Regions from separate parts of the Homo sapiens genome. Here region 1 is linked to region 2. The links are chromatin loops, found by intact Hi-C in ENCODE. Cell type or tissue: Caco-2. All regions are shown on one strand. Each heading gives the region's core, and the rest is flanking DNA. Links, peaks and the distances in the headings are about the cores only. Region 1 has its middle 83 kb from the start of IMMP2L. Region 2 overlaps DOCK4 (dedicator of cytokinesis 4).

Region 1 (2,918 bases), core at 297-2,796, 91 kb before region 2:
CTGTGACTTCTCCTTCCCTAAAATGTATAAACAGAGTTGTAACCTCACTTTGAGTGAGGACTGCTCACTCAAAGCTTCTTGGGTTTGTGTTTTTTCCCAGGCCATGGTCATTCCTATTGGCCCAGAATAAACCTCTTTAAAATATTTTACAGACTTTGGTTTTTCTGTTAACACCTGAAAAGCTGCCTTTTGTAAAGGAGATTTGCATCTGTGGAGAAAATTGACATTGGTGAAATAGCCAGGCTTTCTCCGAGGCTCCCCTCCCTTTTCAGGATCTAGGACAGATGAACCAAACCACAGGCTATCAACTATTCTTTCTGAAAGCAGCTCCAAAATTACCTGAGATATTTCACCTGCATAAGATGGCCTTTGCTTGACATGCTTTTCCGCTCTTCATTCTCCCATAACCTGTGACACCACCTTCCACAGAGCCCGGAGAAACTTGGTCCCAGGCCCTTGGTCTTTGGGCTCATTCATTTTCCCTCAAAATCATATTTACTTCTATACCTCCCCATCTCCCTTCTCCCCAGTGAAGAAGATATTTAAACATCAAACATCTGTCCCTCCTCCGAATTCTTTGAGACAAAGTCTCATCCTGTCACCCAGGCTGGAGTGCAGTGGTGCGATCTCAGTTCACTGCAACCTCTACCTCCCGGGATCAAGTAACTCTCCTGTCTCAGCCACCCGAGTAGCTGGGATTACATGCATGCACGACCATGCCTGGCTAATTTTTGTATTTTTAGTAGAGACAGGGTTTCACCATGTTGGCCAGGCTGGTTTCGAACTCCTGACCTCAGGTAATCTGCGTACCTCGTCCTCCCAAAGTACTGAGATTACAGGCGTGAGCTACCACGCCCAGCCCGAATTCATATTTTGTATGACTCCCATGCATGCCTGTGCACACAGTAATCTGTTATGCTTTTCTCTGTGGGTGGCAAGCCACTCAGGTGCCGAGGCAAGAGACCGAGGGCACGAGCTGTTCCAGTATAATAAAATATATAAAATAAGAAGTTATACTAGATATAAATCTTAGATATGATTATATATGACTATCATTAATCATTAGTTTGTAGCAATTACTCTTTATTCCAATATTATAATAATCCTCGCTCTACAATCATAACCTAGGAAAAACCAGGCCATACAGAGATAGGAGCTGAGGGGACATAGTAAGAAGTGACCAGAAGACGAGTGCGAGCCTTCTGTTATGCCCAGACAGGGCCACCAGAGGGCTCCTTGGTTTAGCAGTAACGCCAGCATCTGGGAAGACGCCCATTGCTAAGCGGACCGTGGTCTAGCGGTAGCGTCAGTGTCAAGGAAAAACACCCACTACTTAGCAGACCAGGAAAGGGAGTCTCCCTTTCCCTGGGAGAGTTTAGAGAAGACTCTACTCCTCCACCTCTTGCGGAGGGCCTGACATTAGTCAGGCCCGCCCGCAGTTATCCGGAGGCCTAACCGTCTCCCTGTGATGCTGTGCTTCAGTAGTCATGCTCCTAGTCCGCCTTCATGTTCCATCCTGTACACCTGGCTCTGCCTTTTAGATAGCAGTAGCAAATTAGTGAAAGTACTAAAAGTCTCTGATAAGCAGAAATAATGGCGTAAGCTGTCTCTCTCTCCTCTCTCTCTCTCTCTGCCTCGGCTGCCAGGCAGGGAAGGGCCCCCCTGTCCAATGGACACGTGACCCACATGACCTTACCTATCATTGGAGATGGCTCACACTCCTTACCCTGCCCCTTTATCTTGTATCCAATAAATATCAGTACAGCCTGGCATTCGGGGCCACTACCGGTCTCTGCGTCTTGGTGGTAGTGGTCCCCCGGGCCCAGCTGTCTTTTCTTTTATCTCTTTGTCTCATGTCTTTATTTCTACACTCTCTTGTCTCCGCACATGGGAAGAAAACCCACCGACCCTGTGGGGCTGGACCCTACATTTCTCTCCTGAATCTGTATTTTGTGACAGAGGTGTAGGGACCAAGGGACAACTTCTCCTTTGGTCTCTGAAGGTACAGTGAAAAATTAACTGACAAAAACCAGATTAACAGGAGAAAAGACATACACATTTATAAATATGCATGGAGGGAACAATCATAGCATGATTACCCCATCACACAATGAGGTACGGATGGTTATACAGTTTTTCTTAGGGGAAGGGAGATGGATAATTTTAGGGGAATAGCAAATAATTTTTAGGGGAATTCAATGAACTTGAAGAACATACAATGGTCTGAGATGAAGTTTGTTGGGTTTGCAGAGCAGACAATGGCTTGTGACTAAAGTCTATCCAATTGTGTTGACAGGCTTTGGTGTTTCAGCTAACGTTGCCCAGGCTGGTCTCAAACTCCTGGCCTCAAATAATCCTCTTTGGCTTCCCAAGGTACTGGAATTATAGGCACCAATGCACCTGGCCAGTGACCAACTTTAACAGTTAGCATTTGAACTTTGGTAGTTAGTACTAGAATGTTAAATATCTTAAAGTGATTTTTCTCCAAAATTTGAACTTGATATCATCTCTATAGTTTAAAATCCTTCAAATAGCTTCTCATAGTATTTCAGATGAGTAATACAATGTTTTAACTGAGTCAGCCTATTTTTCTAGCTTTATCTTCCAACCATTGCCCTTGTTCACAATTTGAGGAGTGGAAAGATGGGGAAGGGGAGGGCAAAGATGCGTCAATAGTAGGTTGCATCACTGCACTGTTCCCTCCTCTCCCTCCTCCTCGGATAGCATCTAAAACAGGTAAGTATCAGCATATCGACTGGAACTCTCCAAATTCTACCTCTACTCCTTTCAGGAAAGAGACGTTCTCCGCACACATATCAGCTCTGGAGCTTCTTGTTATGTGGGATGATTTTAGGGGGAAAAGTGAGTCCTACTTTTCCAGGGTTTTTTTTTTTTTTTTTTTCTCTTTAGGGGAAGCT
Region 2 (2,918 bases), core at 266-2,765:
ACCACACCTGGCTAATTTTTATATTTTTTGTAGAGACGGGGTTTTGTCATGCTGCCCAGGCTGGTCCCAAACTTGTGAGTTCAAGTGATCCACTCACCTTGGTCTCCCAAAATGCTGGTATTACAGGCATAAGCCAAAACACCTGGCCAAGATTTTGCTGCTTAAACGACCACCTGAGGGGATGCGGTACCCTGAATCAACCCTTTGCGAAATATAGTCCTTGCATAAAGACCTCTCAAAGCAACAGATAACTATGGATACAAAGTTAATGACTCTGATAAGCTTATGGAGCGTAACTGTTAGTCAATGGCTATTTAGAGGCAACTGGAAACTTTGGCATCAGTCCTGAATAAGACTGAAGAAAGTAGCTGAGTTAGCGGAGGTTGATAAGAATGAAGTGGTTCAAAGTGAAGGTTAGAGAAGATGCTAGTGGCCTACCAAGGTTAGGGTGCCTCCCCGAATTTGAGAATGGTGGCTTGGTAAAGAGCACTCTATAAAATCTGTCCGAGAGGCTTACTTGGAACAGACCACTGTTTGACCCCGTGTAATAGAAGTTCAGGAAAGAGGGAGACAATTGTCAAGGAATTATGCAGCTACTAAGGTTTTTATCCCAGAAATCAAACGCCTACCTTTCTCTCAGGAATTCAGGACAAACTGGAGTAGTCAATAAAAGTTATTTTATAAAAGTGATCATTCAAATTCTTCAAATACCCACCAGTCTGTGTGGGTCTTGGAGGGACAGGGGGAGAGATAAGTTTCCCACTATCCGACATGTTCTTGGCTTCCTTCCCACTGTCCAGGCTCCAGCTGCTAGGGGTGGGGTTCACAGCTGGAAGGGAATAACACAGCTAAAAACACACGGTCCAGCTTTGCCCTTCCAATGCTTGAGATCTTAGAAGAAAGTCAGAATTATCCAGAATGAAAAACTTAACTGGATGAAAAACAAAACAGGAAACTTCTTGAATACTAAACCTTTATTTAATTGGCTGCCTAACAGTTATAGTTACCATTTAACTGGGCGCTAACAAGTCTCTTTATTTCCCTTAATGCTGTCAAAGGGAACTACAAATCTTTACACTGGGGTGTAAAACTTGCTGAGAATTACAAATGTGTTTAGATGCTGGATAACAGATGGAAGATGTAGTCACTGGGCTATTTTAAAACTTGGCTTTTAGTAGACATTTCTGGACAAGTGACACCTAAAAATGGAGAAGGCAATGACATACTAATATTTTAACTATTTGGCAGAATTCTTGGGAAAGAACAGCCATGCAATATTATCTCATTGATAACTCTTTCTGAAATCAATGAATTACACTGAAATATGTCCTTAAAAAATGATTTGGAATATGGACAGTGTCATTCTTATTTTGTAATTTGTCTGCTCTGTGCTTCGATAAGATGCAGGAATATGGGGCAATCCTGGCAGGAATAAGGGCAGGACACGCTGGTTGTAAATAGCCACTATGCAATGAGGTTTACAACAGCAAATCTGGGTTCCAGTGACTCACTCCCTGTACAGACACTGCCATCTGGTGGGCATGTTGAGAATTTCAACATTTTACCACTCGACCATTTTCACTTAATGGGATGGAGTTACCACTCTTAAAATTCTTTTTCTCTATTCTTTTAAATTTGCATCGTGGTTTTCTTTAGTAGAAGGGGTGAGAAAAATACCACATTCCTTAGTTCTACTGACAAAGATGAACATGTGACTTGTAACATTAAAGCTAAATTTGTGTTTTAAAATAATTTTGCCTAAGACTTCACTAATTTCCATCTCCCAAGGAAAGTTCTAATGTAGCAGTGTACCCAAATGACAATAGTTTACTTCTTAATGAGGGCAATTAAAAGGCACTTTCCCAGACTATTTCATTAACGACTCTTGATTTATTGGCCTGGGGAACTGCTCTTATTTTTGAGGCTTGACCCTGAGAGAGGTGAATGGGTGACTTGCTGCAAGCCCCGACCCCGTAGCTGAGGAAATCGTGTTTAATCTGCTCTTCATCTTCTGCCGTGTTGCAGACTGATCCTAATTGGCTATTTACTGCTGTCCATGTGTTTGGTTCTCATTTTGTGTGACCTTGAGGCAGGGCACACTCCATTATGCACTGGATTGCAATTCTTAAATGGTATTTAATTGTACAAGAGCCGTATCTGAGTCACAACAAACAACACATGAGTTGGCTGAATGAGCTTTGTAAGGGAGACGAAGGATGGGACCACCGAATCGATCCGGGTGAAGCTATTTTCATTGTGCTGAACAAGGAGCCTAATTGGCAACTTTGCTTCAGGAAGAGGAGGCATTGCCTGGGTGACTCACTGGATGATAACAAAAAGCCATTAAACATAGGCGTTCCTATCTTGCTCAGATTCTGCTGTTAAAATCTTATAGGAAAACAGCTTTTGAAGAATGATCATGAATAACTGTCTTTCATTAATCCCTTAAAGAGCATACTAGTCCTGATCATTAAAGAGCTAGAGCACTGCTTTCCACACAGACACACAGAAGACTGGAGAACATGAGGATAAAACAAGCCCTTACACATTCCAGGACTGACCATGGGGCTGGCCTTACCTTTTTCAGGTGCAGAGAGATTTGGGTCACTGCGTGGCAAGGCCCCGTCTCCAATATGATTAAACAGCATCCTCTGCAAAGTTACAAGGGTTGATTTTTATGATGTGATATACGGGCATGTGAAACCTTTCAGAAAATGAGACGATTATCTCCTCAGTAAAACTTTTTGTTCAAAATAATTTTTGTGTGATATGATGAGCCTAGGAACAAATAATTTAATTATATTTAAGTAAAAGGGGGTGGGAAGAGCCTTAGGTTTTGAGAAAGAAAAGAGTGTTGGAAAAGTTTGTATTATATTTTAAATATAAATGGTAAATGTTCATAATAAAATGTAAAAAAT

The links. Peaks named below come from ENCODE experiments on the same cell type or tissue, not always from the same donor. Only the 100,000 strongest peaks of a DNase experiment are listed, where the experiment ranks them.
Region 1: a loop joins it to region 2, with 8 times the contacts of the local background. A loop is called at or near these places in 5 of 110 quality-filtered maps.

The regions. Positions count from the first base shown.
Region 1 is chr7:111,643,535-111,646,452 of GRCh38, forward strand. No RefSeq gene overlaps it. Among named protein-coding and RNA genes, the nearest start is that of IMMP2L, 83 kb to the left of the region's middle. In Caco-2, for the core only: no CTCF peak of the experiment used is centred there; a DNase peak (open chromatin) is centred at 1,267.
Region 2 is chr7:111,734,339-111,737,256 of GRCh38, forward strand. DOCK4 (dedicator of cytokinesis 4) reads right to left here. Exons shown (of 53, transcript NM_001363540.2): 50 at 2,579-2,651; 51 at 716-829. Among named protein-coding and RNA genes, the nearest start is that of DOCK4-AS1, 73 kb to the right of the region's middle. In Caco-2, for the core only: a CTCF peak has its summit at 1,534 (motif pointing left); a DNase peak (open chromatin) is centred at 1,513.